Regions from separate parts of the Homo sapiens genome. Here region 2 is linked to region 1. Evidence: read pairs that join two places in POLR2A ChIA-PET (ENCODE). Cell type or tissue: MCF 10A. All regions are shown on one strand. Links, peaks and the distances in the headings refer to the core of each region. The heading gives the core; the rest is flanking DNA. Region 1 has its middle 140 kb from the start of LINC00845. Region 2 overlaps RTKN2 (rhotekin 2).

Evidence for each region. ChIA-PET counts read pairs that join two places held together with the same protein. Peaks named below come from ENCODE experiments on the same cell type or tissue, not always from the same donor. Only the 100,000 strongest peaks of a DNase experiment are listed, where the experiment ranks them.
Region 2: POLR2A ChIA-PET joins it to region 1 with 5 read pairs; 1 of 35 experiments calls an interaction of 5 or more read pairs at or near these places.

The regions. Positions count from the first base shown.
Region 1 is chr10:61,154,728-61,162,727 of GRCh38, forward strand. No RefSeq gene overlaps it. Among named protein-coding and RNA genes, the nearest start is that of LINC00845, 140 kb to the left of the region's middle. In MCF 10A, for the core only: no CTCF peak of the experiment used is centred there; a DNase peak (open chromatin) is centred at 4,734.
Region 2 is chr10:62,246,404-62,260,673 of GRCh38, forward strand. All of the region lies in intron 2 of RTKN2 (rhotekin 2), which reads right to left. LINC02621 (long intergenic non-protein coding RNA 2621) reads left to right here and starts at 12,763. Exons shown (of 4, transcript NR_186389.1): 1 at 12,763-12,847. In MCF 10A, for the core only: a CTCF peak has its summit at 2,294 (motif pointing right); a DNase peak (open chromatin) is centred at 4,598.

The sequences.
Region 1 (8,000 bases), core at 1-8,000:
TCCTTGCACATTCATGGATTCAGCTAGTGAACGTACTTATTGATTGCCACTCTACCACATCTAAGAACGATTTTTGGAAGAGGAGGAGGAATATTCAATACCATTAAACATCAGGGAAATGCAAATCAAAACTACAATGAGATATCACCTCATACTTGTCAGGATGGCTATTGTCAGAAAAACAAAAGATGAGTGTTAGTGAGCATGCCATGTGGAGAAACAGGAACCTTTGTGTGCCATTGGTAGAACGCTAATAATTAAAATTTTGTGAGCTTCTGAGCATGTTTATTACCATTTGAACTAACTTAGTAGGAGAAAAATTATTACAATTAACTCTTCAATACTAATATGTTAGTATTGCAGGATGAAAAGAGCATATGCTTTGGAGGCTCAGTCCTTAATTAGTTACTATTTAGTAAATAAAAACATTACTTAATGTTTCTGAGCCCCAGTTTCCATACCTTTAAAATGGAATGACAGTATCAAATGGAGTTGCTGTAAGGATTATCTGCAATACATTGAACATACCTGGAACAAAATACGTGTACACTAAATAATAGCCATTATTTTCAATTTATTACTTTAGACATAAGTCTTCTGTGAATTAAGTATTCTTATTTTTTATCTATCAAATATTAGAGAAAGGAGAATGTGAAGGTTTAAGTATCGCATGCTGCTTTTATTTTCTTAGCCATATAAACTAGGTTATTTACTAATTTGAGTGAAATTTGTTGACTATGTGGATAATCTGTGACAAGTGTTTTGTTTTAGGCTAAGTTTTAATAATGTATCACCAATCTAGGTGAAGTCTCCTCTCTTGGGTGGTAATTGCTCAGTGAATGGAAAATAATTTTATTGGCATTTTCAGCCAAATCTGGACCATTCATTCAAATGCAGTAATCCAGGGAAATATTATTATAAAGACAAATAAAAATTAGTAGCATATGTTGGAAAGTAGGACTACACAGAGAGTGAAAACTCACACGTTTCAGTTCACCTGCCACACATAACTGTAAATGTGACCCAGAGTCATCACAACTTCTTCAGGGCTCCATTTCATCTGTGCTGTGACCTGTTGAACCACATATTCTCTGATGACAGATGCGTAGAGGCACATAGAGTCTATGCTAATTAGAAGTCAGTTACCAAAACATGAGGAAATAGATTCGGATTATCTGTGTTTTGAATACTACTACTGTTTGTCTTAATTAACATGAAAATCAAGGATGTTTATAATCACTACTCAGAGTGATAGCACTAGCATTTCTGTAGGGCTTTGTAGTGTATAAAGTGCTTTTCAAATACATTGGCTCCTTTGGATTTCACAGCAACTTGTGAAATAGGTATTACCATTCTCTCCCTTTGACAGATGTGCATGTGTGTGTGGGAGGGGGACAGAGAGAGAGACAGAGAGAGAGAGAAGAGGACCAGGGTGGGTGCGGAGAGCAAGCGCTCAAGAGTGCACAAGGGCTTGTGAGCATGAAACCATCCTAGAGATGAGATTGGTAACTGGCTTCTTCTAGGGCATTTATACTCCTACAGCTTTGCTGTTCCAGTCATCCTAGATCTACTTCTTTTTAGTCCAAGCCCATTAACATAGGAATAATATTGGAAACTTTGCCTTGGTAAAGTCTATGAATATGCCTCAGGTTAACTCAAATAATCAATAATTCAAAGAACCACTGACTTTTATCACATAGAAACAGATCTTATACCCTTTCCAGAATTCCTATTGGCTCTAAAGATGACTTTTCCTGGACAAGGCGCAAATAAGATAATTTAACGACTTTCCTCAAGCTTTAGGACAACTGAAAGAAAAGTGGTCAAAACAATTTTTCCAGTTTAAAAAGAATAAAAAATAGCTTTAATCTCATCACAGAAACAATACATATTTACTGCAGAAAATTAGAAAACACAGAAAACTACTTCAATTACACAAGCCAGAAGGCACTTCTCTTGATATTTAATACGTGTCAGTGATGACATCTGTGTTTGGTGCTTGTGCTTAAAATTGGCCACCTGTAATCAAAGAAGAATACTCATCTTTCACTTTTTTTCCCCCTGAACCTGAATTTGGCCTCAGAATCTTTCCCAACACAGTGCCAGTGGGATCCATAATACTTGATCAGAGTTGGCCTGTGAGTTTAAACCTATTTTCTATCTCTCGTGCCTTTCCAAAGCCTGTACTATAACATACACAGAAGCAGATACATATATTTTAATAAAATTAACTTATTTGACTGGCTTCAAAGCATGCACCTGCCTTATTAAAGTGATGCCATCTATCCTGTTTTCTATAAAAGGTACAACTCTTGAACACCAATCAAAGGATTTTCTCTGCAGCTTCAGGGAATGGTGAGATAAGAGTAGAAAGTTAAAAGGACTTATACAGACAATCATAAAAACCAGTTCTAAAAACGAACTTTAATTTGAACTGTTTAAGTGCAAAATTTTCAAAACGAGACTTTTGTGGTGAAACTACTTAATACCCAACATTTCGTGTTAAGTCTGCATGCTTTCCAAATAAGGTGTCCCCCCGTCCTTCTAAATTACTGAGCATAAAAGCTGTAATGTTATATGTTCCCGAGGGGCAGAGAGTAATTCAGACATGAAGTAATTTTAACAGAAATCATTCCTCTTTTCTTGGCAAGAGAAGAATTTCAGTAGGAATTTTTCAAAATTACAAAATATCCTTCCCTGGGGGATGCATGCCGCCACTTAGCAGATTTCTCATTTCATTTAACACAAATATTTTGATCCTCAAGGGGAAATCGGCTCAGTTACAGTTTCTGCGTTACTGTCTCCCAAAGATAAACGAGGTGCTTTTCTCCAAAATGGACACAGGAGAGGTAAAGTGGGAGGAAAATAATATAAATCCCAGGAAGAAATTTCTAAAAACGATTGACCAAAACCCTTAAGAATGGAAACAATCTTCAATTTCTATTTCATTTTCATCTCAGAATGCTTTCAAACAGGAGAGATACTAATTTTTTTCCCCCTGGGAAAATTAGCCTGAAAATCTGCCTGGAGGAAAAAAAAAGAAGAAGGTGATCTTGGAAGGCAACGGGGCTTCTCTTTCCTTCCCAATTCAGGTTATCACAGTGGCCTTCTGGAGGGATGGGCAGAGAAGACTTCAGGCCTGCATCTGGACTTAGCTGAAAAGCGCTCTCTGATAGAGAAGCCATGTCCACTGAAGAGTTGTGGGCGAGGATGCCTTCCATTTGCTGACCTTGAACTGGGTGCCATCTTTAGCATTGAGTGCTAGCACACCTGTGAAGAAGATGCAATTTGTCATCCGTGCCTGTTGCCAATGTCCTCTGCTCTCAAGATCTTCTGAAACTGTATTTAAACCTGCCCTTCTCAAGCAGCATTAAAAATGATAGCTTGTCTTATTGGTAATTTTATTGGGATTCCACTTTGCCAAATGACAGGCAGACTAATCTCCCATTTGGGATGGTGAGGTGTAAGTGGGTTACACTCCATTCTCTAGTGGCCCTGTAAAAAACGCTGGGCTTGAAGTAAATAACTCAGTGGTGATAAGCACCAGGAGTTGGTAGGGAAAATAGGTATTTCTGTGTTCATCAAAGTGGGCATCTTTCTACTCTGTCGCTCTGAGAGATTGACATTGCTTTTAAGGTCAACTTTAGCACCATGTTTTCGTAATAAACTCATTTCTTTCTTAGAAGGTAATGGTTTTAAGGCTTTCAGTGGAGGAGGCACTAAATGAGCTTTCAGCTAAACTTTGTTGTCTTCGAATAAATTCAGGTTCAAAGCCCCTTACATGCTAACCTTAAGCATCAGGTTTCAGGTCTCGGCATTTGAATAAAAAACTCTAAACCTTAAAAACATGAAGCCACAGTCCATGTATATCTTTTCATCATTTTACCCCAGTAATGATCACAGTGGCTGGGTACATAGAGATCAATAAATATTTTTGCCCCAGCAGTCTAGAAGGGTTAGCAACACAAAGGGAAATTGCTTAAGAAGACTAATCAGAGCTCTGCTTCAGTCATGCAACATGTCTACCATGGATTCATGACCGTTACAAAAATTCAGGGTCAGAAACGATTCTAACATACTAGCAGTCCGATGTCACAGTGATCTTTATTTCCTAATGGAATATTAGAAGTTTCATTGCTTGACAGATTGGCATCAGTGTCCAAGGTAATTGCCAGATGTTTTGATAGTAGGCTGTAAGCCCTTCTGGAGGAGAAGAAAAGCAGCTCCTGAAACCACAGGCAGCCATTTGAAAAAAATACAATTACTCTTTAGAGTTTTTAATGACCATTTAAGTTCTAAGAATTTTTAAAGTGATATGTAAAAACACCATAATGTCACAACTTTAAATTAGATTTCAAATGAGCTCGTTTGAAGGAAGCAGACTTTATTAGGCCAATAACCTCTTTACTCTTCTCTGTTGTTAAAGTGATCTAAATATGGCCTGAGAGGGACTCTGTACTTCTACATTGGAGTCCATGTGGACAAACTGCAACCCAGCTTAATAGCTAGACAACAATGAAAACCTAACTTAGGATTATGTGCCTGTAACAGAATCTTGACCAATCCCAGTACTGCTGAGTGTTCAGACTGTGTAAAAATAATGTAAATGCCAACTTGTAACTAATCCAGCCGTTCTGTACCTCACTTCCAATTTCTGTACCTCATTTCCCTTACTTTGTCTATAAACCTTCTTCCACCACGTGGCTATGCTGGAGTCCCTGTGAATCTGCTGTGACTCTGGAAGCTGCCCAATTCATGAATCATTCATTGCTCAATTAAACTTCTTTAAATTTAATTCAGTTGAAGTTTTTCTTTTATCACTGTCTTCTATGTTGACTATTGACAATTTTAGGCCTAGCAGAAGTCTCTCCTAAGTCAAGTACATAATTTAAGCCCTGTGCTCATGAGGCCAGGAAGAGGGTTAAATTTCCTGTGGCCCGTTTCAAGAACAAAGGCTCACCTAATTCTTTTCATTTTTGCAAATGTGTGCTACACAACTTGTCCCCTGAAATGTGGGACAAGAGAATATGACTACATGAGTATAAACCCATCTCTACTACTAGTGAATTAATATTAATAATAGTAGTTATTAATATTAAGAGCAAATATATTTTGAGTGTTTACTATGGACCAAACTCTGTGCTAAGCATTTAACATAAAATCTTCATAACAAACTTGTAAGGTAATATAAACAATCCCCTTTTATAGAAGAGTAAGATAAGGCTCATAGAGGTTAAGTGACTTTCCCAGGATCACATTACTATTAAATACAAAAAGTGTCAGATTTGAAGCCAGGTTTATCTAACTCCAAGGCCACCCTCATTCTGTTATGCCAGTCTGTCTCCCATACTACTATTTGTGAAGTAATTTATGATTGATAAAATACTTTTAAAATTTATTATGTTTCATTGAGTGAGGATTACTCAACAGGCGCATGATCTTTGTGGATTCCCTTATGGGTAGGGAAGGGAGGTTAAAAGCAGTTAAGTTCATACAGATTTGTGCAGCTGGGAAAAGCTGCATGAGGTGGGCCCAGTATCAAGGTACTCTCACTCTTCATCCTGTGCCGTTTTCATTACATCAAAGACATCCAAGATTTCAGGGCCAGTGAATGTCCATAGCTTGCTACCAATGTACTTTTCCTTGGAGGTGCAACTTGAACTGAGAATCAGAAGACACAGCCAAACTTAGCAAGTGTTTATCAGACATACTGCATTAGGCATTTCATCCACATTCCTCAACTTCTGGGAGTTTACACAATGCAATACCCAAGCATACTTATAAAAGTTAGCTCTTGGAAAATAGTACACAATTCATATATGTGAACCCAAATATTAGATAAATGAGTAAACATACGCATAATTACAAAAATTACTAAGCGCAAAAAGGATTCAAACTAATTTCCGCACAATTACTTAGTTTAAATGATGGATCCCATTTCAACTTTTGCCAGTTCTAAGATAAGTAAACTGCTATTTATACTTAGCGTGAGAGAAAGACCTCAAAGACTATACTATAGGTGAGTTAGAAGTAAGCTGAAAGATATTGGGTGGGCCTGAGAAAAACTATTGGTTTATATTTCTATGACCTTTTGCTAAAGTGAGTTATTCAAAGATGGGGACTATGTGTTATTTTTAACTTCTTACCCTGCTTCCTCCAATTCCCAACAGTGTCTAGAAACAGCGTTCTAACCAACAGTGATGAATGGGCTTGGGCGTTTGTTTACCCCTGATATTGAAAGTAGAATAAATGGGATATATGGATTTTTCTGGAGAGTATGTTCATAGATCTTGTTGGATCCTTGGAATGTATGACTCTGAATAATAATAATAAAAAAAGCCTAAATTGACTCTCCGTCATGGCTGCATGTTAAAATCATTTGTTCAGCTCTTGAAAATTGTGGGCCGGGCGTGGTGGCTCACGCCTGTAATCCCGGCACTTTGGGAGGCCGAGGTGGGCGGATCACGAAGTCAGGAGATTGAGACCATCCCGGCTAACACAGCGAAACCCGGTCTTTACTAAAAAATACAAACAATTAGCCATGGGTGGTGGCGGGCTCCTGTGATCCCAGCTACTCGGGAGGATGAGGCAGGAGAATGGCGTGAACTCAGGAGGCGGAGCTTGCAGTGAGCCGAGATCGCACCACTGCACTCCAGCCTGGGCGACAGAGTGAGACTCCGTCTCAAAAAAAAGAAAATTGTGGATGGCCCCTCACTGGGACTACTTAATCAGAATATCCTGGGAGTGGGTGATGAGGGGTAGAAATTACCAAATATTCTACAGATTAGTATAGTGCACTAAGTGTTGACCATTCCTAATCTAGAACATAGTATTGTCAGTTATTTGAATGAAGAAGGAAAAGAAAAGTTGGAAAATCATGTGTATGTTTCTTGGGGGTGGTGTAAGTGGAGAAGGAGAAAACAAACAGAAGAAAATATTTGCTTATCCTCAAATTTATTGGTTTTAATCTTTTGCTTTCTGCGAATAGCTTTTGGTCTATTTTGCCAATGCTTTTCTTATGAAGTACCGCAAATATTTTCTATAAGTAGATGGAGGTGTGGTATAGTGTTTGTTTTGGATTATTAACTGTTGTTTTAGTGGCAATCAAGAGAAACAGATTTTTACTAGTTAAACAAAAAATGAGAGTATTGAAATGATTAGGGATTCTTACACAACTGGAGAAAAAGCGGAAGATCCAGGCCTCTGGGAAGGCCAGAACATGGAATGACCTAGCAAGCCCCTCAAGACGTCCACTCCCTGTGTTCCTCTATCAAGGTTCAAAATCTGAGAGGCCAAAACTGGTTCAGGTGTCTTCCAGCTATGTCCAAAGGATGTGTATAGCCAGTGGGAGTCCACCTTTGTGTATAGGGAACAACTCCAGGAAAAACGTTTCAGAAACTTGCAATCATGGCAATTGATGTCTACTCTATTCATCAATGAATTCTGGTTTAACTTAGTCTTAGACCAACTTTCAAGATATAAAGATGCAGAGGAGATAGAAAAGTCATGGCTTCAGAGAGGAAGTCCACTAGAGGATTACATGTATGGGTTATGGGTTGGGTCGGTTGTGGTTCACATAGAAACATGGTTATCAAAGGACAGTGATTTTATGATACTTACCCTCAAACAACTGGTAAAGGATCCACAGTATGAACCATGTAACTGGTTAAAGCAGGGCTTACATGGTGGCTGGCAGGCCACAGAAATGGAGAGGGCTGGGGCCTAAGCAGGGTGTCTCAACTTCAGCACTGTTGATATTTGAGGTCAGGATAATTCTTGGCTGTGTATGTGTGTATGTGTATATATGTGTATGTTTTTTGGGGGGTGGTCCTCGCCATTCTGGCAGCACCCATTCCCATCTTGCTTATATAAAGAAAACTAAAGAAGGGAAAAGGAAGTTGCCCTTTGGAGAAAACTGAACCCTTCTCCCCTCCACAGGATGGAATTTACTATGCGCTAACTTCCCTACAGTCAGAAATGTCTAAGAAATTTATCCCAGT
Region 2 (14,270 bases), core at 1-8,000, 1.1 Mb after region 1:
TCATATATTACATTTCTAACTTATCAGATACAGTGGCCTGGAAAAGTTAATGAACTTCCCAATCATGCAATTTACTGTCCAGGAGTATCTTATCCTTATAGAATCTGATAAATATCCAAAAAAGTACCCTCTGCTGTATAATCATATTTAATATCATATTTAATTTCCCCAAGATTCCAAAGAACTAAGTGTATGTTAAAATAATAAATTAACAAACTAAGATGAGAAACAGAGTAGCTCTGTAGACAGAATAAAATTTAGAGAGAAAAATATTACGATTCAAAGGAAATTCTGGGGATATAAGACACTTCCAAATCTGAAGTTGGAATATTTTATTACCATGAAAACTTTAAGAAGATAGAAACAATCCAATCTTTGACTATTTCCCTAATATCCTAAATATTACGATTCAAAGGAAATTCTGGGGATATAAGACACTTCCAAATCTGAAGTTGGAATATTTTATTACCATGAAAACTTTAAAAAGATAGAAACAATCCAATCTTTGACTATTTCCCTAATATCCTATTTTCCTAATAAACTGCATTTAGAGATTAGCATTCCATTTACAGGGCAATATTTCTAAGAGTATTCTTTGTATTTTTCATTCCTATTTAATTTGGTCAGCTAATTAACTACCAGCTAATTTAATTTGTTACTTCAAATAAGTGATAAGATGGAAATTTTCCATTTGGATATTGTTTGATTCTAAGAAGGCTTCTGGAGAAAGACTGATGGGAGTTTGAAATGGGACTTTATCTAAGTAATTTTTGGAAGAGGATGACAGCAACACACTGCTTTCAGTAGGTCTGTTAAAAAGACTGCCAATATATTCATTATAATGCATCCAAATTTGAAAACAAATATATCATCCTGCTTTTTTGCCCCTTTACTGGATGAAACTCATAAATATATAGGTGACATATATTTTGAATGAGCTAAAATAATTTACTGATGTAAAGTTCATACGTTTATATGAGATATTTACATAGTATTTATAGAATTATACATTAGGTATGACTAAAATAATGCAGTATATTTAAAGCCATATATTCTCAGAATTCTACCTAATTACTTTATGGCCATATCTGGTATTAAAACTAGGGAATTCACTCAGTGAAACATACAAATACTCATTGTTTATTTCAAAATAAAGTTTCATTGAATCATAAATTTTAAAAAGAGTGAAGTTCAACATTTTATATTAGTTTGTAATGTCAGAGAAGATTATCTTGCTTATTACTTCCTCACAGAATAAAAAGTTCAATTCAACAGTTCAATTGAACAGTTTATTATCTATTTTGGTGAAATAATATATTGAAAGGCCCACTAGAAATCAAACACAAATCTCAATTTCTTCAAACTTGTGCAAGAAATACAATACAAACATAATTGGTTGGCATTTGAAAGTAATATTTCTGAAAATGCCTATATGAGCAATGCATAATATAAATTCTTAAAATACTTATTTCAGTGAAAAAGTACAAGGAAGCTCAAATATAGTGAATAACTTAAGTATTATGGAATAGGTCACAGATTATTCTAAAGTTGAGATCCATTAGGTATTATTAAATTGGATTAAATTTGAGGCTTTGGCAGGCGAATGAAATTCTGAAATACTAGAACTACCAAAAGCAAACTTGCTGAATATTTACCAAGAAAAATTTCCCCCTTCCAAACTACTCAACTACCTGGCAGAGTATAGCTTTCTCCCCTGCAATTATAAATTATTTGCATAGGCATTTCCAGGACTGGTAAGCAAACTTAGTATACACAAATATTGTCAAACTATAATATAAATTCAATTAACCATATAATCTTAGAGAATTAAGTCTGTCTTTTAAAAAATGAGAGGAGAAAAACTGAAGTAATTCAGCCTCAATTTTCTGAAGCTTGAATTACTTTCAATTCAAATAACAAAACTGCTATTTAGGGTACTAAAATGTGATGTTTTTCTAATTAATCCAAATTGACAATGAAATTGTTAAACACTATCTGTCTAATAATGTGCTACTGTAGCTAACAGTTTGCTTAATATAAATACTTGTTCAAAAATCTGCAATATTAATTCTAATTCTGAATGCTAGAATTAGAGAGCCAGCCTGAGGAAATAGCAAATAACCACAAAATTACCAAAACAAAGCACAGCTAGATAATAGTGGACCTTATCCATATGAACCCAGTCTAGAGAATTATTTTGGCTGAGATTTGTAAATGCTAATTTAAAAGACAGAGATAAACATATAAAAGACAAACTTAATTTTTATTACTTATATTTCTGCCTGTAGGTAAATAAAATGACCAAAAGAGGGTGCCAATCTGCCACATTGTTGCTCAAAAATTTGTATTAAAATTGACTGAGTAAATACAGATTATCCTACCTTATATTGTTCCAAGCGGGAATTTAAAACAGCATTTCTTTGCCAAAATTAACAAGTTATAATGAGAAATAGCCCAATGATGAAAGCATTTTACATTTTCTTAACGAAGTACTAAAATAATTCTAAATGGGAGTCTATTATTTGAAAGCAGGTTATAAAATCCTTTACCTCTGATACAAATAAGTAAAAATTAAAACACTCAAACGTTTAGCATGAAATTTTAACCCATCCTAAAACTATGCTATAAAATTTATAGCTTCATAAATATCTTAAAAATAAAATCGGTAATGTCTTTAAATACAAGTTTTATTATAGAACTAAGAGTACACAATTTTCACTTCCAACCTATACGTTTTCTTTTTTGAGATACAGTACCTGAGCAATGAACAAAAACACTGGAGGATGAGAGAGTAGGATAATAATCATACAAAGCTCACAAAATTATTTTGGCAATATTAAAAATCACAATTATGTTGAATGACACACATAATTCAGTGCTATAAATGACACTGATTAGTATTGTTTTTACAAAGCCAAATAAAGCATTTCAGAAGTAGGTCAAGAAGAATGAACTGGGTTGAGCAGGGGTTGCGGGGTTGGGGGGTGGTGGGGGCAGTGGGAAGGGCACAGATGGAGGATATTGCTGAAATATAAGCTCCGTGTGTACTTTTTTTGTGCGTGGGGGTGGGGGTGGGGCGTCTACTTTGTTCAGTGCTCTATCACCAGTGCTTGGTATTCAGCTCAGTACATTCTAAAGAACTCAATGAATGTTTAGGGACTGTTAAATGAAATGAAGTAAGGATACGTTCATTTTGATGGAACAGGCAGTAGATAGGGATTCTAAAGTCTTAGAATTGGATTTTACTCATTATTAACTAATTACATAAGTGGGTTGCTATTAATCTTTTAACCTCAGCATCTTTATCTGTAAAGTGGCAAAAAGATTCACTATCTCACAGAGATACTAAATGAATTAATATTTTAAATGTATCCTATGTCATTCTTCAAAATGTTACACAAATACAAGGATTACTTTCTGAGTATTTATATTTTTGGCCTCAGTATTTAGGTTGGGGCTCACATAGAAGAGGCACTAAACCATTTGTTAAAGTGATCAGGGAATGACTTACCAGTTCCTGTAAAACAGTAGTAGCCATCTAAATCAGATTATTTTCACACATTCTACAAAAGCCTTCAGATCAACAAGGAAAGCAAATAAAATGACCTACAGTCCACACCAACAGCATAGCTAGAAAACAGAGACTTCTACAAATTTTAATTTACCGTAAATGGGGAAACTAACATCTGAAACCGTCAAAACCAGCTTGTAGAAGCCTTGCATATAAGAATGAGGTGGGCATTGCAAAACACAAGCAATATCAACTTGGGATTTCCCCTAGAAGAAGTGTGAATGGGTCTAAGACCTAGTGGATACCAGAGCACTGGTTCCAGGAGAGGTAAAAGAAAGGGCTCCAAAAGTACTTTGATTCAAAAGTTAAGTCCTGTAAGATACACAAGAATGAGTGAGGTGTCCTTTGGAGCCTTGGCTACGAAGAAAAAGAAGGAAGAAAGTAGACGAAGTTTAATATTCCAAGAAACACTAGTTTCAAACATTAGTATCAAAGAACAGAAAATTAACCAACCAGCATCCCAAAAGACATCATTTATTAAGGAAACTACTCTTCACAGTTCCAATAATAAAAAACATTCTTGAACTAAGAAACCAAATACAGTATTCTCTTCTTAGCCATGGTTTTGCTTTCCATGGTTTCAGTTGTCCAGAGTAAACTGCAGTCTGAAAATATTAAATGAAAAATTCCAGAAATAAATAATTCATAAGTTTTATTATTTTTATTTATTTTTGAGGAAGGGTCTCACTCTGTTGCCCAGGCTGAAGTGCAGTGGCATGATCTCGGCTCACTGCAACCTCCGCCTCCTGGGTTGAAGCAATCCTGCCACCTCAGCTTCCTGAGTAGCTGGGACTACAGGCACATGCCACCATGCCCAGCTAATGTTTATGTTATTTGGTAGAGACAGTGTTATACGATGTTGCCCAAGCTGGTCTCGAACTCCTGGATTCAAGTGATCCACCCACCTCGGCCTCCCAAAGGGCTGGGATTATAGTCATGAGCCACTGTGCCTGGCCTAACAATTCATAAGTTTTAAACTGCACACCATTCTGAGTAGTGTAATGAAACCTCACACTGCCCTGTGGGATGTGAATCATCCCTTTGTCCAGTGTATCCATGCTGTACACATCACCTGCTCATTAGTCACTTAGCTGCCATCTAGATTATCAGAGTAACTCTCAAGGTATCACAGTGCTTGTGCTCAAGGTCCACAGTAGCCTAATGCTATACCACAATGCCTATGACATTCATCTCATTTAAACTCATCACAAAAGCAATTTATCACCTCACATCATCACAAAAAGGGTAAATATTTTGAAAGAGGGAACACATTTGCATAGCTTTTATTACAGTATATTGTTATAATTGTTCTATTTTATTATTAGTTATTGTTGTTCATCTCTTACTGTGCCTAATTTACAAATTAAACTTTATCATAGGGGTGTATGTATAGGAAAAAACATAGTGTGCATAGGGCTTAGTATTATCTGTGGTTTCAGGAATCCAGGAAGGATGATGGAACATACCCCCTCAAGGGTAAGGTGTCCTGTGATCCCTTCTAGTAACCTCCCACCTGACTTCTAATCACTTGGCTCAGAAAAATCCTACATATTTCATTAGGGACAAAAATGGACTCCAATTACCCATAGAAAACTACTATAAATAAAAGTAGATAATCAAAACTCTTCATTTGATTAAAATCCTCTACCAACTCCACCTCCAAAAAATATAAAGTAACAAAAACCATAACACAATACTCCAAAATGAATTAAGTGCATTTATACAAATTATTGCAAATATGAAAGAAACCAGGAATCTAAAATCCAAAATTTGAGACTAGTAAAGAATAAACAATAGGCAGATATGCAAAGAGAGGAGAGAATGAGAGGAAAGAACAAGGAGAGAAACTGGAAAAATAAAATCATTTCTGAAATGAACATTAAAATATAAGGTGTCCAATGATAAATATATAGAAGCAAAAGTACACAAAGAGACATAGTAAATGGGAATGAAAAGAACCAAAAGAACAAAAATGAAATAAAGTATTAAAAAAGATCAGAAAGTGATAGACACAGAGGACAGGCAAAGAAGAGCCAACGTATATGTAATCAGAATTCTTAAACAGGAAAAACAAAACAATGAGATAGAAATAATATTTTTATATAATTCAGAAAGATGTTCTGAAAATAAAAAAGAACAATCTACATATCAAAAGAGCCCCAAAATGTGCCAAATGGTCAGCCTTACACACATTCCAGTAAAATAATCAGACTTTAAGATAAAGAAAAGTACTTTCAGTCTCCAGGCAAAAAGTCAAACTCATTTACAAAGGAAAGAAAATGAAAGATTAGATTTCTTAATAACAATACAATGGAGCAAAGTCTTCACAAAACTCAAGGAAAGAATGTGTTGGCTAAGGAATTTATAACTAGCAAAGTCACCCTAAAAGTAGAAACACTAAAGAAAAACACCTTAAACATGCAAGAAAGTGAAGGAAACCGTACTCATGTGGAAGAATCTTCTAGCTGATGAACTTCTTCCAAAAGGATGATTTTGGAAAGTACAACGGAAGAACAAGAAGTGAAAATTATACCTATTTAATTGCATATCAAAGACTAAAACAAAGGTGAAGATATGACTATAAGATTATTATGTAAATATTATCCATTCCACCAAAGTAGAAATAACACAACTTGAAAAAAAAAGTGGAGTAGGGGAAATACAATAAGCTCATTGATCTTGACATAGATAGTAGCTGGAAAAAAATGATATTACTAAAAGCAAAAAATCAAAATAGCAGAAGCCTGAGTTAGGCCATTCTTGCATTGCTATAAAGGAATACCTAAGGCTAGGTAAATTAAGAAGAGGTTTAGTTGGCTCGTGGAGCTAAGGGAAATACATAAAAAAACTTATAAGAACTAAGGGCATTATATAGTTATCGGTATATAAAGTTTTTTTATATAAAATTATAGTAACTACTATGACTTATAAAATGCTTCCAAAATTTAAGAAAACAGACCACATAGTAAAAGACTAATTATAATACACACAGTTAACATAATATAAAAGAATATTACAGTGGCTGAAACCAGATATATCAGTTATATCAGTAAATATAAAATGTCTTAATTTTCCCATTAAAAGGATTTCCAGATTGGCTTGTAATATAAAACCCAACTCTAGGATGAACACAAGAAACAAGTCTTCAAAGGTGAGTCAGAAAGGCTAAAAATAAGGAGATGGACAAAGATGTATGAAACAAATACAAATAAGAAAACAGAGGATGTGATTTTGTTACCAGGCAAAATTCAGGTTCAAAAACATTACCTGAGACAACAACAGAAGGACACTTTATAATGCAAAAGGCTGCAGCTAACAATGAATATATCGCAAGTACCGAATGTACCAAATGTTACAGAGCATCTTCCTAAAGCACAATGTACAGAAGATACAAGGATGAAGACAAGCTTTAATAATAAAAAATCTTAACCTATCTGTTTCAGTACAAGACAGTTCAATGGGTCAAAAAATAAGGAAGGTTACAGAAAACCTAACACAGTCATTAACACAGATCTTTCGAACTCCTTTGGCTAACTTTACACCCTTATAAAAAGAAATGTAACTTCAAAAGCCAATGTGACAGTCATGAAAACAGACCATATTAAGTCATAAAGAAAACCTCAACATGTTCCATAAAGTAGAAAAAATAAAAATTTATTTGATTAAAATGCAATTTTAATCAATTAAAATTCCTCTTTTGGTAATGGCAGAGTAGCTCATGCTGGAGAAATCTTCCCACAGAAAACAATAAAAAATATAGAAAAACTATTTTAAAAACATCTACCTGAAGTGACTGGCATGTGACCAAAACTATACAGAAATTTGAAAAGAATCAACACTGGAAAAAGTGATACAGTGGAAAAAAAATAATTGATACATGATGAATCTCAAAAGCATTATGCTGAAAGAAAGAAACCTCCACTGTATAGTTCTATTTATACTAAGTTCCAGAACAGGCAAAATTAACCTACAGTGGAAAAAAAAGTCAGAATAGTGGCTGATTCTTGGGGTGGGAACCGTGACAAGAGCTACTAATTGGAAACTGGGAAGGAGGACACAGAAACACTATCTATCCAAAAAAGTAATTAATTCAAAGAGAAAAAAAGCAAACAGAAACAAATAAGTCTGTTTATGATTTAATAACAAGACCATAAGAAAAAGTTCATTGATATGGTTTGGCTCTGTGTCCCACCCAAATCTCATGTTGAATTGTAATCCCCAGTGCTGGGGGAGAGACCTGGTGGGAGGTGATTGAATCATGGGGGCGGATTTCCCCCTTGCTATTCTCATGATAGTGAGTTCTCAAGAGATCTGGTTGTTTAAAAGTGTGTAGCATTTCCCCATTAGTTCGCTCGCTCTTCCGTCGCCATGTGAAGGAAATGCTTGCTTTCCCTTCACCCTTTTGCCATGACTGTAAGTTTCCTCAGGCCTCCAAGCCATGCTTCCTGTATAGCATGCAGAACTGTGAGTCAATTAAACCTCTTTTCTTCTTAAATTACCCAATCTCAGGTGGTCCTTTATAGCATTGTGAGAACAAAGTAATACAATTATTTCAAGTAATTTTTGAGTACTCTCCACCTATATCCACAGGGATGTACATATATGTGTATATATACGTATACACACACAAAGAACTGCAAAGAACTTATTTTAAATTGTGTCATAAAGAAATAAAATAGATTAGGCTGAACATGGTGGCTCACGCCTGTAATCCCAGTGTTTTGGGAGGCTGAGGTGGGAGGACTGCTTGAGGCCAGGAGTTCAAGATCAGCCTGGGCAAGATAGCAAGACCCTGTTTCTACAAAATAAAAAAATAAGCAAGCTGAGAGACAAAAAATAAATAAGTTAGCTGGGTGTGTTGGCATGAACCTGTAGTCCTAGGTACTTGGGAGGCTGAGGCAGGAAGATCACTTGAACCCAGAAGTTTGAGGCTACGGCAAGCTATCATTGTGTCACTGCACTCTAGCCTGGGAGACACAGTGAGACCCTGTCTCTAAAAAAATTAAAAAATAAAAATGAAATAAAATGGACTGGACAGAGGGATAAAACAAATATTAACTGTAGAACCTTAGTGGTAGGTATATGGGTATTCACTGTATAATTCTTTCAACTTTTCTGTATGTTGGAAAATTTTCATAATTTCTGTATGTTAAAAAAGAATTGTAAGGAAATCTTGAACTTGCCTAAGTAGGTTTATTGTCAGTAATAATATTGGTACTGTAATCAAAAACCTATAAATATTGATATAAACTCATGATTTTTTCATCTCTTTCATCACTATGTCCACTGAAAAAGCCTAGAAGCAGTGATACCCCAGGAACCGTGAGCATACCTAGTGCCCAGGTTTGGCATTCAAAATATGATTCACCAGTAAAGGGAGCCAGGTGTCAGAGAAATGGCTGACTCTAGGCATGGGGCAGGGAAAATATAAAGCAAGAATGGATCGTCTTTTTGTGTCAGGAAGCAAGAGATTCTTAGTGACTATAAATGATAATAAAACATTGAATAAAAATCCAGGAATGGAGAGACTAAAGAGAGGATTGTCCTTCTTTATAGAAGAGTATCAGCCAATAAGTGTAGAAGGAATACTAGAATTAGATAATCACAGTTTTACAAACCCCATTATAAATGTAATTGATTTAGGGAAGAATCATAAATGGATGATAAAGCCATTAAGTTAAAGCTCATTGGATAACAGAATAGTCACCCAATTCCAACACCCCACAGATTATTTATGAACTGCAAAGGGAAAACCATTTTATCATGAAGAAGAAAGCTGGCAACTGCCATCTAAAGCAAGGGTTTAAACTCAGCATTACCTGGTGGTAAGACCAGATATCATATTGCATCAATTGGGAGCATATAATGGTCCCCAGCCTCACCTAGAAAAAAATGTTTAACTTGAGTCTGATAAAGCCTTTAGACTCAATGTCCATCTATGGCAAAAACACAGAATATGAGAAAAGGTTCAATGATACTTCAGGGAAACAACCAGGCAAATGCAGAATGCAGGATACTTTAAAGGCTATATTTTTAAAATCTAGACTCTTTTTTTTTTTTTTGAGACAGGGTCTTACTCTGACGCCCAGGCTGGAGTGCAGTGGCATGATTGTCGCTCACTGCAATCTCAAGCTTCTGGATGCAAGTGATCCTCCTGCCTCAGCCTCTTGTGTAGCTGAGATCATAGGCACACACCATCACACCTGGCTAAATCTTTCTGTATTTTTTTGTAGAAACGAGGTCTTATTATGTTGCCCAGGCTGGTCTTGAACTCCTGGGCTACAGCCATCCTCCCACCTCAGCCTCCCAAAGTCTTGGGATTACAGGCGTGAGCCACCATTCCTTGCCGAGGCTCTTCTAAGTATAAATGACAAGGGGTTTTTAGAAATAGGCAGAGTAATTAAAAGAAACTGGAGTTATAACCAAATGTACTGCATAGATCTTGACTGAATTCTGGTTTGGGGGAAAAAAAGATAAACAGTTTTCTTCTGACAACTTGGTAAAATTGAATATGGACGGGATATTAGATTATTATGGAATTACTAATATTTTGTATATAATATTTTGATTATGTAGAAGAATGTTATTTTTAAAAGATCCATGCCAAATTATTGTGGTGTGTGTGCCATGTTGTCTGCAACTTATTTTTAAATGGTTCAACAACAAAAAAGAAAAATGTGTGCATGTATACACATGCTAGTATGTGTATTTGTGTATGCGTGTGTGTGTCTGTGTGTGTATAGAAAAAATGGTAGAGTAGATGAAGTGAATATATATAGCAAGCTATTAACTGGACAACCTAGGGGGAGAATATACATGATGTTGATTGTACTATTCTTGTAATTTTTACGTATGTAAATTTCATAATAAAAAGTTGATTAAAAAGCAAACATAGTTAGGAATAAATGACAATCTGGAACATGATGAACAGACACTTAGACCAACAAATGACAGTAAGAACCTAAGAACATAAAAGAAGGTGACAAAAAAAAAAGTAACTGGTATATAATTAACTCCTATTAAATTCTAAGCCCTATTTGCTCATCATACACATTAAGGGGATACAAGGCAAAACTTTATTTATGAAGCATACATTAAATTGTTCTTAAGTAAGTACACAACACTGTTGGTGTTCTGCGGGATATAAGGTAGAAAGAAGGAGAGAACCAAGAGTTACCTCAGCTATGAGTTGCCTCTAAGCTCCAGGCACCAAATCCTCACAGTAATCCTGTGAAATTAATGGTGATATCAATTCTATTTCACTGATAAGAAGAATCAGACATTGTCCCTGTTTCCAAAAGCTTATAATTTATGAAAAGATATGTTGCTTATAAATAGCTCTATTAGAATTTAGTATGTTATAGTGAGGTATTCATGATTTGGATGGTACTAGAAGTAAAAGGAGGTAAATAGTCATTTTTTGGGTCCTTACCATGGACATAAAGGAATAATTATTTTCTGAATACAATTATCAAGGAAACTTTGAGGCAGGTGTGGTGTCCCAGAACAAGTGGGTTTTATCAAGTGAGAATGAAAGATATGGCACTTCAGTGTAAGCAAACACACTGGAGATGTGAAAATCCAAGAACTATTTTCGGGATACCAATCAAGCATTTGGCTGCAATAAATTTGTAAAGCAGAAATTGAAAGATAAGAGTGCAAGGAGTTTGGGATCAGACCACAAGGATTCTGGAATGCCTATTTCAGTAAATGGAAACCAATAGCTATTTTTTGAAAGTAGACTGAAATAAACCATCTTTTAAGTAGCCATATCCAGCCACAGCATGCAGAAAAAAAGGTACAATGATAGTTTACTAGTCAAAAGTCCAGCAAATTAACAGACTGCTATAACCAAGCCACGATACCTCTAAATTGAGGCAGTAAGCAACCTATGCACCTCATCCTAACGACCTACTGCCTACCCAATCCAGAAAGGTTTTTACATCCTGACTCCATTGGGAACTGTACAGAAGCCTGGGTATTTTGGCTTGTTCAAGCATAAAGAACAGGCAATGTACTAGGTATTTCATACCCAAACACAACTTAGAAAAAAGTTTTTGTTATATTATTGGAACAGTATGGTAATAGAACATTTAACCAGTTGCCAATATTCTCAGGATTGTGTGGTTTTAAAAAAACAACAAATGATATTAGTGATTTCTTAACTGTGGTTCCTCATCTAAAGCAGAGTAACCATTGATTGAATTCTTCCAAGGGTGGTACAAAAGTAGCACTATTCTATATGCAGCAGTTAAGTCAATGCATACAATGAACTTCTTAGGACATTAGGACTTAATTCTTTCCTGGAACCCGAGTTTTAAAAGGCTTTAGAATGAAGTAAGATTATTTGACTTCTTAAATAATTTCACTGGATTGAGAAATAACTTAAAACTTCTTGCAGAATGATTATGTACAGAGAGCACTTTGAGTGAAGATCTATTAGAAAAGCCCTAAAGAAATCCACACACAGTTTTGATTTCCTCATTTCTCTAATAAAAGCTTACTTCTTTATATGATCATTTCTATGTCTGCCTATTCTTAAATATTTTCCCTAAAAACTGGTTATTTCAATTATTTACTCTCATCTTTTTAATACCCTGCTGCCAAATAACCTTCCCCAAATACTTGTTTTTATCATACTTCTTCCTTGCTTAAAATAAAATGATAAAACATAACAGGATATAGAATATTCAAGATTTTTTTAATTCCAGAATTCAATAATTAAGAGAAACAATGTTTTTATATGAATGATGAAGAAATATACATGTGTATATGTAACATAAAAGATATTTTCACGGGTAAGCAAATATATATATAAAGCCCTGTAATAGCTCACCATGGCAGCTTGGAGCAATAGTTAAAAAAAAGCACAGGTTCTTTTTTGGACGGAGTGGGAGATGGAGGTACATGGGTTTTTAAGTCACCTGGATTCATGACCTAGCCACAAAGGCACTGTGTATCCTTAAAGAGTTACAGCCTTTAAAAGAGGTTTATATCTGATATGGTTTGGCTGTCTCCCCACCCAAATCTCATCTTGAATTGCAGCTCCCATAATCCCCATGTGTCATGGGAGGGACCATCAGGAGGTAACTGAATCATAGGGGCAGGTTTTTCCTGCACTGTTCTCATGATAGTGAGTAAGTCTCCCAAGATCTGATGGTTTTATAAAGGGCAGTTCCCCTGCACATGATCTCTTGCCTGCTGACATGTAAGAGATGACTTTGCTTCTCCTTCGCCTTCTGCCATGACTATGAGGCCTCCCCAGTCATGTGAACCGTGAGTGCATTAAACCTCTTTTTCTTAATACTCAGTCTCGGGTATATCTGTATTAACAGTGTGAAAATGAACTAATACAATATCTTTCTCCATTTTTAATGTGATATTTGTGAACATCTTACACAATGCCTGGCACCTGGAAAGGCTGTTAATTAATACCAAAGAACTCTGTAGCATTCCAGGCTTTCTTGAATCTTGCTTCCTCCTTCCTTTTCATCTTTGCCTTGATCTTCAGACTCAACACAACAGATCTTTTCCCTGCTCCTGAATAATTCATATTTATTTTTCAAAGTAAATTTTTCTTTTGCTATTTCTTTTTGAGACAGAATCTCACTCTTTTGCGCTGGCTGGAGTGCTGTGGTGCAATCACAGCTCACTCCAGCCTTGATATCCCAAGCTTGAGCAATCCTCCCGCCTCAGTCTCTTGAGTAGCTGGGAGTACAGGCACATGCCACCATGCCTGGCTAATTTTTGTCTTTTTTGTAGAGACAGGTTTTTGCCATGTTGCCTAAGCTGATCTCGAACTCCTGAGCTCAAGCAATCTGACCACCTTGGCCTCTCAAACTGTTGAGATTACAGGTGTGAACCACTTCACCCGGCCTCTTTTGTAATTTTTCTCGGAATGCTGCCTTCCTCCTGCTCACCTACCTGGACTCTATCCATCCTTCACAATCTAGAAGATCCAAACCCAATTGTTCTATTAGATATTCGTCAATTCCACCATTTCACACTTATTGGATTCTTCTTTGAAAAAGTCTAGATTTAGTGTCTATACTTATTTTTTGACATCTTATCATAAAATTTAGAGAAGGTAGACTAGTGTTCTCATTAAAATGCTATTTGTTTTAACTCTGGCAGCAATATAAAACTGAGCATTTTTCCACCTTAAGGACTAACCAAACTAAGGTACAGACTGCTAAGTCTCTAAAGGCAAAATATTTGCTGAATATACAATATTGTCATATTTTGACAAATTCTGTTCTTTTAACATAGACACCCTAGCACAGGGCTTAATAAGTGTTCTGCAAGCGGTAGATATTCAGTATATCTGCATAATTTACATAACTTTCTTCAAGGAACTAAATCATTAATCTTCAAGTCATTTTTGTGTAATAACAAAGCAATTATAATTTCTAGTTATATCTGATCAGTCACCTCAGGTTATATCTTCACATACAAAATGAAGCTATAAACAAAGAATACATATAGACTATACAAGATTTTTTTAAATTCCAGCAATAATTAAGGGAAACACTGTTTTTACATGAATGATGAACAAATATATGTGTGTGTGTGTGTGTGTGTATAATGACAAAGATATTCTCATCTATCACAGATAATTAGTAAAGAAACTGAAAATCATACACATTTCCAGTTAGGGATCCTAATTTTTCCCCATCACTGCTATATAAATTGAACAGGC